Linked DNA regions of Homo sapiens: region 1 is linked to region 2. Evidence: chromatin loops called from intact Hi-C (ENCODE). Cell type or tissue: Caco-2. All regions are shown on one strand. Each heading gives the region's core, and the rest is flanking DNA. Links, peaks and the distances in the headings are about the cores only.

Region 1 (5,280 bases), core at 1-5,000, 58 kb after region 2:
GAGACCTTTGAGCACTTCCGCCATGACCACAGCAGTGGTGGCAAAGAAGCGGTCCCCTGGCAACGTGCGGGCGTAGCGGATGCTGAGGATGAGGGAGGCATTCTGGACCACCAGCACAGCTAGGGATATGTACTTCAGGCGCCTGTGAGCTGTGGGGAACGGAAGGGGCAAGGGGGAAGGACGGGGTCAGAAGCCGCTGGGGCATAGCCACACCACCACCCACCCCCTTTCTTTCTCACCCAGGACCCTCCTAGCCATGGCTACTTGCTCCCTCAGCCTGCCTGCCCTCACCCAATAAGGGTCTGACTCCTACCGGCTTACTGCCTCAGCCATGAGCAGGAAGAGCCAGAAGGGAGAAATGGGCCCCACCCTGTCCCAGTCCATACCTGGAATCCTTACTGAGGTGTCAGGTAATGGCTGAGGCAAACCCTGGCCACGCGCCTCGGCTTCCTCCCAAGTGAGAAGCAACTCTTCCCCAGAAAGAATACCGACAACTACATTCTCCACGTTTATTGAGTGTTTACTGTATGCCTATCACTGGGTTAAGGGATTTCTATGGATTACCTCAATAGACTCATATCACTGTCATCTCCAAAAGAACTGCGAGGATTCCCATTTATGGATTAGCAAACTGAGAATTTATATGAAATGATGCTCCTGTTTAATGAGGGACTGTCTCATGTAAAGAATAACACATCAATGCAGGGAATGAGGCCACTGTATGAGGTATGTTCACCCCCTAAGAACGGTCTTTCTCCTATCTAAGAAATGATTCGATTCCCTCACACTGAGAATGGCCTACATCCCATATGGAATGATCCTCCTCATACCCAGAATGGTCTCTCCAACCCCTCACTCCTGTGACAACTGGTTCCTCTCGAACCAGAATAGTCTACTAAATACAAGAAATGATTCCCACATGCTCCCAGGGACTGAATCCTGTATCAGGAATGGTTATCCCACCAAGAAAGGTCTGGCTCCCTCAACCAGATGAGGAAATACTTCCCTGCACTCCACATGGTCTGCCCTCCCACCACCGCACACGGACCCTCTAGCTAATGAATTTTTCCTTGCTCTACCCACACTCACAATGAGCTCTCTCTGCTATAAGGAAGGACCCGGCACTCTCAGAACGTTCTTTCTCCACCATATAACGATGAGCCCTCCCACCCGAATGTACAATGAACTCTACCTCCATTAGGAGGGAGCCCCCAGAACGGTCTCCTCCGCACATAATGAAAGACACCCCCATCCTCAAAATGGACCCTCTCTAGTCACATAAAGAAGGACTCGCCCCACCCTAACTCACAATAGTCTCTGTCCCTTTATAAGGAAGGAACCACCACCCTCAGAATAGTCTCCCCCTTCTTCAGTGAGGAACTCCCACACCCGCAGAATGGTCTCTTCCACACGGAAGGACTCCACATATTCAGAATGGTTTCGGTGGCCTTAGCCTTCCCAAAAAGAATTACCCACCACACTCACAATGGTCTCTACTCTCCATATGCGGAAGGATCCCACAATCACTCTCAGAATGTTCTCTTCCCCGCCCCCAACACACTGACAATGTGCACACACACACACACACACACGTCGGTCCACACGGGATGCTCCCTCTCACTTTAGTGAGGAACATTCCCGACTCCCAGCGATCCCGACCTCCGCCTCCCATGCGACTGCTCGGGCAGACTGTCTCACCCGCACTGGCGGTCCCCGGCTCCAATGCACCCGCGGAAACCGCCCCTGGCCCGGGCGCCGCGGTGGAACCACCAGCCCCAACCGCTGCCATGTTGGCATCTGCCCGGCCCGTCCCCTCGGCAACAGAAAAACCACTTCCGCGTTCGTCACTTCCGCTGCCGGGCCACCTGAGTGAAGGTGGAGCGAGAGCCGGGATCGTCAGGGTGGTGGCTTTTCTCCTCCGCTCCTAAAAGCTCAATGTATGAATAGCCCCGGGATTTCCAAATTCCGTCGGATCGGGAGGCCGGGGACACGGCCCGATCGGCCTACCCACCATCCCTACAGAGCTTCATCGGCCCATTCCTGTCACTAGACCCGCCTTATCCTGCCGTTCGTCCGCTTCACTGATCGCGCTTTCCAGATCATCCCCCGATCTTGTCTCCTAGACTCATTGGTTCAGCCACCCCTTTCATCTCGGCTCTTTATTGGCAGCTTCTCCATAAGGCGCCGCCCTTTCCGTATCAGAAACTACCAGGTGCTTCATGGTTGGACTGAAATTCCGCTTTCCCGTCTTCCAGAGAGGCCTCGCCCCCTGGAGAGCACACGGGAATCTGGGGACGAAGAAACTTTGACCTGGCGGGGTCGGGGTGAGGGCGTACTGGCATCAGGTGCGAGTCAGGAATGTTAAGCTAGCAGATAAAAGCAGAGCAGGTGAGGATAAACAAGTGAAAATGCAAAGGAAAGTTGACGCACATAAGGGAAGACAAGTGAGTCACCACTGAGGATGGCAAAGGGGACAGGCGAAAGGCTCACAGGTTAGCTAGCATTTGGAAGCAGGGCAAGAGTCCGGGCCAGAGGCGGTGGCTCACGCCTGTAATCCCAGCACTTTGGGAGGCTGAGCCGGGCGATCACCTGAGCTCAGGAGTTCCAGCCTGGGCAAAACGACAAAACCCCGTCTCAAATAAAAAAAAAAAATTACCCGGGCTTAGTGGTATGCACCTGTACCCAGCTACTCTGGAGGCTGAGGCAGGAGAACCGCTGGAACCCGGAAGGCGGAGTTTATACTGAACCGAGACAAATAAGCAGGGCAAGAGAGGGAACAACTCAGGTCGGAACAAGTGAAACCAACATGGAATAGGGTAGGCCAGGTAAGTCAAGTGTTGAAGGAGAAATTAGAGGGATGGGTATGTAAGGGTAAAGATGGGGGAAGAGGCTAAAGATAAAGAGCAAAACAGGTGACTACACCCTGGACAGATTCCAGTCAGCGCCCAACCCCAGCCCCGCCCTGGCCAGTACCCTGACAGGGCTTTTCTTCTGCAACAGGGGAAAGGGCTTCTTCATTCCCCTGGGGTGCCAGGGAAGGTAGTTTTTCTGCTTCTGAGATAGCCATCTTGATTGGGGATGTGCCCTAAACACCTTCAATATGCACAGTATCTCCAACAGAGAACCCTTCTGCACATACTGGGCACTGCATAAGATCAGGGGCAGGGGAATCAAGATTTTTTTGTGTGTGTGTGGTGCAGCTTCAAGAATCCTTAAAGCTCTTTAGGATGGCAACATAAGACTGTGGCTTCCTGAGGACAAAGCAGAGGGACAGTCTGTCTCAGTGCACAGTAGATGCTCCATAAAAGCCTCACACCTACAAATGGCCAGCCGCTTCTGATTCTATTACTTTTATTAAATAGTGGGTTTCCACACATGGCTTTTTAAATAATCCAGGCAGGAGAAGAGAGGAGGGCACACTTGGAACTCCCCTCCCCACAATACGTGATTATTTACATTTTAGTAATTGGACAATCCCGGCTCAGGAGGAGGTTGCAAGAATCTGCAAAAGTTGGAGGGAGCGCCCCAGGAGAACAAACAGCAAGCCTTATTTCCCCTAGCCCATCCCCCAAAAAACCATCCATCCCATCCTAGTGTCTGGTGGTGTCCGGTGGTGTCCATCTTCCATTCCTTCCCAAATTATGGAAGTAAGGTTCTTCTCACCAGAATAAGAGCACTTGGGATAACAGAGTAGGGTCCCCTCACCCAAAAAAAAAAAAAAAAAAAAGAAGCCTTGGGGTAACAACAGGGCATTACCTCCCCCAGAATAAAGAATCCTGGGCTGAGGCAGGTAAGCAGCTTGACCCAATATGGGACCCTAGGCTAGGGGAAAGGGTCCCTTTACTAAAATAAAAGCTACTGGGGTATTGGAAGGAAAGCACCCTTGCCCAAGTAAGAGCATATGAACTAAGTTTGTGTGGTGGTAGTAGGAGGTGCCAATGTGGGGTGACACATCATCAGAATAAGAGTCCCGGGGCTCAGAATGGGAACAACTTCACCAAAATAAACTTCCTTAGCAAAATGAGAAGCAAGAAGTTCCCCCTCCAGAATCAGGGACCACAGGTTCTGGGAGGAAGGCTCCTTTGTAGGATTGGGAAGGGAACTGGGCAGACTTGGTTTATGTCTTCTAACCCCTGATCCTCAATCCCTTACCTTAGTAATACTGGACTTTAATGACTGGTAATGACCTGTAAAACCAAGTCAACAAATGTCCATCTATCCCTGTGACATGGCCATGGGATGGCTCTTCTGACCATTGGGGGCCAGGCCAGGCCAGGCCAGGCTTAGGGTAGCAAGGACCAGGCCAAAGGGGCAGGGCCTCCTTTGGAGGGGTTGAGGGGTACATCCTCGGCTGGTGTTTGCATCCAGGGGTCCAGCAGGATCTCTTCCAGTGAGGGTCGGGAAGAAGGTTTGGGGGCCAGGCACCGGCGGATTAGGGCACAGCAGTCTGTAGGCCAAGAAGCAGAGAGGGAAGATTAGCAGTCAGTAGGGGGTACTGGTCCCTGAGAAGGATGGAGTCTTCTGGGCTGGGGTCAGTGAGGCCTCACCTGGGGAGACATGGGCTGGGAAGTGGAGCTCAGCTTCCAGAATCTCCTGGTCCCTCTCAAAGGGAATGTCCCCACACACCATGTCATAGAGGAGGATGCCCAGTGACCAGACAGTGGCCGGGAGTGCATGGTACTGGTGTCGAGAGATCCACTCTGGGGGGCTGTACACCCTTGTCCCTGCACACAAGCCAGGGGTTAGACCAACTCAATCTCATGATGCCCTTCTCCAACCCCAAACTCTCCAGGAAGGATGGCCTCACCACAATTAAGAGCACTCAAGATAAAAGCAGAGTCCCCTCACTAGATAAAAAGCAGCTAAAATAACAGAGTCCCCTCAACAGAATAAAAGCACTGAAAAGTAACAGGATCCCCTTACCAGAGAAAGAATACTCAGGATGGTAACAGGATCCCCTCACCAGAATAGGAGCCCAGAATAAGGTTAGCACACCATTAAAAGATGGACTTTATCAGAGGGCAAGGCTGAGAATCCCCAGTATTAGCAATCGATCATCTTATATAATGCAGTATGGGTCAAGGATTACAGGACACCCCACCACTGGAGGCCAAAGGTCACAAGGCCATCAAGTAAAAACAATCCCTCCAGGGAGATTTAGAGAAGCCTTACCATCAAAGTCAGTGTAGGGTTCATCATGAAGCAGGGCACCAGAACCAAAATCAATGAGTTTGGCACAGCCACGGCGTAGGTCTATCAGGATGTTCTCATCCTTGATGT
Region 2 (5,459 bases), core at 159-5,158:
AAACTATATCATTCTGCCCCTGGCCCCTCCAAAATTTCATGTCTTCACATTTCAAAACCAATCATACCTTCCCAACAGTCCCCCAAAGTCTTAACTCATTCCAGCATTAACTCAGAAGTCCACAGTCCAAAGTCTGATCTGAGACAAGGCAAGTCCCTTCCGCCTATGAGCCTGTAAAATCAAAAGCAAGTTAGTTACTTCCTAGATATGATGGGGGTACAGGCATTGGCTAAATACAACTGTTCCAAGTGGGAGACATTGGCCAAAACAAGGGGGCTACAGACCCCATGGAAGTCAGAAATCTAGTGGGGCAGTCAAATATTAAAGCTCCAAAATGATCTTCTTTGACTCTATGTCTCACATCCAGGTCACACTGATGCAAGAGGTAGGCTCCCATGGTCTTGGGCAGTTCCACCCCTGTGGCTTTGCAGGGTACAGACTCCTTCCCAGCAGCTTTCATGGGCTTGTGTTGAGTGTCTGTGGCTTTTCCAGGCTCATGGTGCAAGCTGTTGGTGGATCGACTATTCTGGGGTCTGGAGGATAGTGGCCCTCTTCTCACAGCTCCACTAGGCAGTGCTCCAGTGGGGACTCTGTGTGGGGGCTCCGACCCCACATTTCCCTTCTGCACTGCCCTAGCAGAGGTTCTCCATGAGGACTTTGCCCCTGCAGCAAACTTCTGCCTGGACAGCCAGGCATTTCCATACATCCTCTGAAAGCTAGGCAGAGGTTCCCAAACCTCAGTTCTTGTTTTCTGTGCACCTGCAGGACCAACACCACATGGAAGCTGCCAAGGCTTGGGGTTTGCACCCTTTGAAGCAACGGCCTGAGCTGTACCTTGGCTCCTTTTAGCCACGGCTGGAAAGGCTGGGAGTCCCTAGGCTGCACACAGGAGGGGGTGCCCTGGACCCAGCCCAGGAAACCATTTTTCCCTTTTAGGCATCCAGGCCTGTGATGGGCGGGCCTGCCCCGAACGTCTCTGACATGCCCTGGAGACATTTTCCCCATTGTCTTGGTGATTAACATTCGGTTCCTCGTTACTTATGCAAATTTCTGAAGTGGCTTGAATTTCTCCCCAGAAAATGGGGGTTTCTTTTCTATCACATATTCAGGCTGCAAATTTTTCAAACTTTTATGCTCTGTTTGTTTCCTCTTGAACACTTAGCTGCTTAGAAATTTCTTCCGCCAGGTATCCTAAATAATCTCTCTCAAGTTCAAAGTTCCACAGATCTCCAAGGCAGGGGCAAAAAGCCACCAGTCTCTGCTAAAGCATACCTTTGCTCCAGTTCCCAACAGGTTCCTCATCTCCATCTGAGGCCATATCAGCCTGGAATTTATTTTTCATATCACTACCAGCATTTTGGTCAAAGCCATTCAACAAATGTCTAGGAAGTTCCAAACTTCCCCACATCTTCCTGTCTCCTTTAGAGCCCTCCAAACTGTTCCAACCTCTGCCTGTTACCCAGTTCCAAAGTTGCTTCCACATTTTTGGGTATCCTTATAGCAGCACCCAACTCCTGGTACCAATTTATTGTATTAGCCCCTTTATAAAACCATTAGTCTAAGGGAGGAGACCACCCCTCATATTGTCTTATGCTCAATTTCTGCCTCCAAAGAAAGAAGAAGTAAAAACTAAAAGGCAGAAATGAAATCCATAGGCTGCCACACCCTGGGCCTGGTTAAAGATTGACCCCTGACCTAACCAGTTATGTTATCTATAGATTCCAGACATTGTATGGAAAAGCATTGTGAAAATCCCTGTCCTATTCTGTCCCGTTCCGATTACCAGTGCATGCAGCCCCCAGTCACGTACCCCCTGCTTGCTCAATTGATCATGACTCTCTCACGTGGACCCCCTTAGAGTTGTAAGCCCTTAAAAGGGATGGGAATTGCTCACTCGGGGAGCTCAGTTTTTGGAGATGTGAGTCTTGCTGAAGCTCCCAGCTGAATAAAGCCCTTCCTTCTTTAACTCGGTGTCTGAGGGATTTTGTCTGAGGCTTGTCCTGCTACATTACTTGGTTCCCTGACCAGTTAGAAAGGTGATTAATGGATGGTGGAGGCAGCCCCTTAGGCAGCTTAGGCCTGCCCTGTGGAGCATCCCTGCAGGGGACTCCAGCCAGCTTGAGTGACGCGGATCCTGAGAGTGCCCCGGGGTAGGCAATTACCCCAGTGGAACGCCTCACCAGAGCAGCATGTGGCAGGCCCCTGTGGAAGATCAACTCAGTGGCTGAACACCGGGAAGGAACTGGCACTTGGAGTCTGGACATCTGAAACTTGGTAAGACTGGTCTTTGGAACTTGCCCACTCCATTTCAATGGAAGCGTGGCCTGATCACCCACGATGTGCCTGTACCGGCACTTTGGTTTTTGTTTTTGACTTGACTTGGGTTGCTTGATACTTTGGTTTTGGTTTTGACCTGGCTTAGATTTCTGGATACTCTGATTTTGGTTTTGATTCTGGTTTGGTGTAAACTGTAAAAGTGTGTGTGTGCCCTTTTTACCCGTTCTTTGTTTTGTGGTGTGTGTGTGGTGTGAGAGTGGTGTTTTGTCTTGAGGAAGCATGGGTCGGGCACAAGGTAAGCCCACCCCACTAGGAACTATGTTGAAAATTTTCAAGAAAGGATTTACGGGAGATTACAGTGTTACTATGACACCAGGAAAACTTAGAACTTTGTGTGAAATAGACTGGCCAGCATTAGAGGTGGGTTGGCCATCAGAAGGAAGCTTGGACAGGTCCCTTGTTTTAAAGGTATGGCACAAGGTAACCTGTAAGCCAGGGAACCCAGACCAGTTCCCGTAGCTAGACACTTGGTTACAGGTGGTTTTAGACCCCCCCACACACACAGTGGTTGAGAGAACAGCAGCATAAGCGGCTGGCAGAGGCAAGGAAAGACCAGCAGAGGGAGAGAGAGGAAAGAGACAGAGAGGAAAGAGGCAAAGAGAGAGAGGAAGAGACAGAGAGACAAAGAGGGAGTCGAGGAGAAAAAGAGAGGAAGAGACAGAGGCAAAAGGAAAGTCAAAAAGAGAGACAGAAAGTCAAAAAAAGAAAGAGAGAAATATACAAGTAGTTAAAAAAAAAAAAAACAGCGTACCCTATCTATTCCTTTAAAAGCCCGGGTAAATTTAATACCTATAATTGATAATTGAAGGTCTTCTCCGTGACCCTACAACACTCCAATACAACCTTGTTGTAAGTGTAAACAAGGGCGTAGCCTGAAAGCATTGAGGCCACTGACTACCTGTAGCCTTCCTATCAAAAATCCTTAACCCAGTAACCTGTGGATGGCCCAAATGCATTCAATCTGTAGTGGCAACTGCTTTGCTAACAGAATAAAGTAGAAAAATAACTTTTAGAGGAAATCTCATTATGAGCACACCTCACTAGTTCAGAAGTATCCTAAGCGGGGGAAAAAAAAAGATGATTTAACATTAACCACTGAAAATTCCCTTAACCCAGCAGGTTTCCTAACAGGGGATCTAAATCTTAATTACCATACAAAGGTCTGATCAGACCTAGGAGGAACTCCCTTCAGGACAGGATGATAGATGCTTCCTCCCAGGTAATTGAAGAAAAAAAAGCCATCTATACCAATTCTAAGTTAATTTGGACTAAACAAGGTCTTATTAATAGCAAAGGATAATTGAAATCCCAAACTTACAAGATTTTCAACAAAAGTAAAGTTTGCTAAAAGTTAACAATGTAACATGTATTATAATAACTTCTAATCTTGTGGCCTTAGACAATCTAGCCCACAGACATAAAGGAAGTTCACTTTGGAAAAGAATGGTTATCTTAGAAGAAAAAAAAAAGGGGGGAAAAGATGGGGGCAGAGTTTATGTAAAAAGAATATTATATGGTAAATTCTTGTCCTGAAATAAATTAACTGGTTGTTTAAAGAAAGAAATGTTTGTAATAAGTCTGAAAGTTGAGGCAGGTCAAAGAATTGTCTGTGAAAGTCATGAAAGAGAAAAAATATATATTATAAAAAAAGAATTTATGCAAGAAATGTTGTATAATTTAAAAGTAACTAAGCCTCCTGAATGTAAAACTATTGAAAAAATAGTTTATGTGCAAGGTGTATAAGGAAAGTAAAATATACCTTTGGTAAAAGGATTATAAGGTGGCATAAGAATGTAAATTTTTACCTACATTAAAAGGTTAAAACAAATTTGTTTTGAAGGTTTAAGCAAGTTTTAAAATGTTAATTGTAAAAAAAATTCTGCGTGTAAACATATTAGCTAAAGTTAAAGGGGTATCATCCAGTTTTTCTGTGAAGTGAACATTAAAATAAAAACACAACGTGTTTCTCTTAAAGCACTAACCTGCTCTTTAACACAGATTATAAAAGGTTAAAAAGAGTCTATAAAAATCTTACCTTATGGTCTGACATTAAAAACTGAATAAATATGTCTGCAAAGTTTTATTAAAACTAAGTTTAACATTGGCCGGGCGCAGTGGCTCACGCCTGTAGTCCCAGCACTTTGGGAGGCCGAGGCGGGCAGATCCCAAGGTCAGGAGATCGAGACCATCCTGGCTAACACGGTGAAACCCCGTCTCTACTAAAAATACAAAAAATTAGCCGGGCGTGGTGGCAGGCGCCTGTAGTCCCAGCTACTCGGGAGGCTGAGGCAGGAGGGAGGCAGAGCTTGCAGTGAGCCGAGATGGAGCCACCACACTCCAGCCTGGGTGACAGAGTGAGACTCCATCTCAAAAAAAAAAAAAAAAACTAAGTTTAACATTAATAACACACTAATATAAAGGTGAAATTTAGCTTATCTGGTATAAAAATCATACAGGAAGCATTATCAAATATAAAATGGTGTTTGACTTCTTTGGTCCAAAAACTAATAAAAATAGGTGCTAAAGGAAATTTCTCAGTAGAAAGTCACCAAGGACTATAATGTCCACTGCTGATGTCCCCACATTTAAAACAAAAGGTCAGTTTCTTAAAAATTATATACTTGGTTAATCCTCCACTTCCCTTTCCCTCAAAACTAAAAGTCTTTTAGCACATGTACCACCCCTAGAATTTCCAGTAAACCAGCACCAGCACCAGCCTGAAGATCACGTTCTCATCAAAGGATGAAAAAAAAGGAAACTCGAGCCAGCCTAGGAAGGACCCTATCTTGTGCTGCTAACCACCGAGACTGCTGTTCGTACAGCGAAAAAAGGATGGACTCATCACACCTGAGTCAAGAAAGCGCCACCCCCTCCAGAATCATGGGCCATAGTCCCAGGGGAAAACCCTACCAAACTAAAGCTAAGAAAAATTTAACTCTTTCATCTATTCTATTACTCTTTCTTCTTTCCTCGCTCTATTGCTGACCATCTAGTTATTAACATAACCAAGTCAATTTTACCTCAGACTATTGCATTTAATGCTTGTCTTGTTATACCCTGTGGGGACCTGCCAAGTCAAAGACAGTTCTGTACTTGAGAAAAATACATCTGTCCCTCCTGAC

Evidence for each region. Peaks named below come from ENCODE experiments on the same cell type or tissue, not always from the same donor. Only the 100,000 strongest peaks of a DNase experiment are listed, where the experiment ranks them.
Region 1: a loop joins it to region 2, with 7 times the contacts of the local background. A loop is called at or near these places in 7 of 110 quality-filtered maps.

The regions. Positions count from the first base shown.
Region 1 is chrX:48,909,848-48,915,127 of GRCh38, forward strand. It overlaps SLC35A2 (solute carrier family 35 member A2), which reads right to left and starts at 1,799. Exons shown (of 5, transcript NM_005660.3): 1 at 1,699-1,799; 2 at 1-149. The coding sequence starts at 1,789. It overlaps PIM2 (Pim-2 proto-oncogene, serine/threonine kinase), which reads right to left. Exons shown (of 6, transcript NM_006875.4): 4 at 5,173-5,280; 5 at 4,548-4,724; 6 at 3,335-4,447. The coding sequence ends at 4,284. RefSeq lists a silencer at 993-1,042 and enhancers at 1,403-1,452, 2,693-2,742, 4,433-4,482. In Caco-2, for the core only: no CTCF peak of the experiment used is centred there; DNase peaks (open chromatin) are centred at 1,844 and 2,244; H3K4me3 peaks cover 2,600 bases.
Region 2 is chrX:48,852,165-48,857,623 of GRCh38, forward strand. No RefSeq gene overlaps it. Among named protein-coding and RNA genes, the nearest start is that of PCSK1N, 19 kb to the left of the region's middle. In Caco-2, for the core only: no CTCF peak of the experiment used is centred there; no DNase peak of the experiment used is centred there.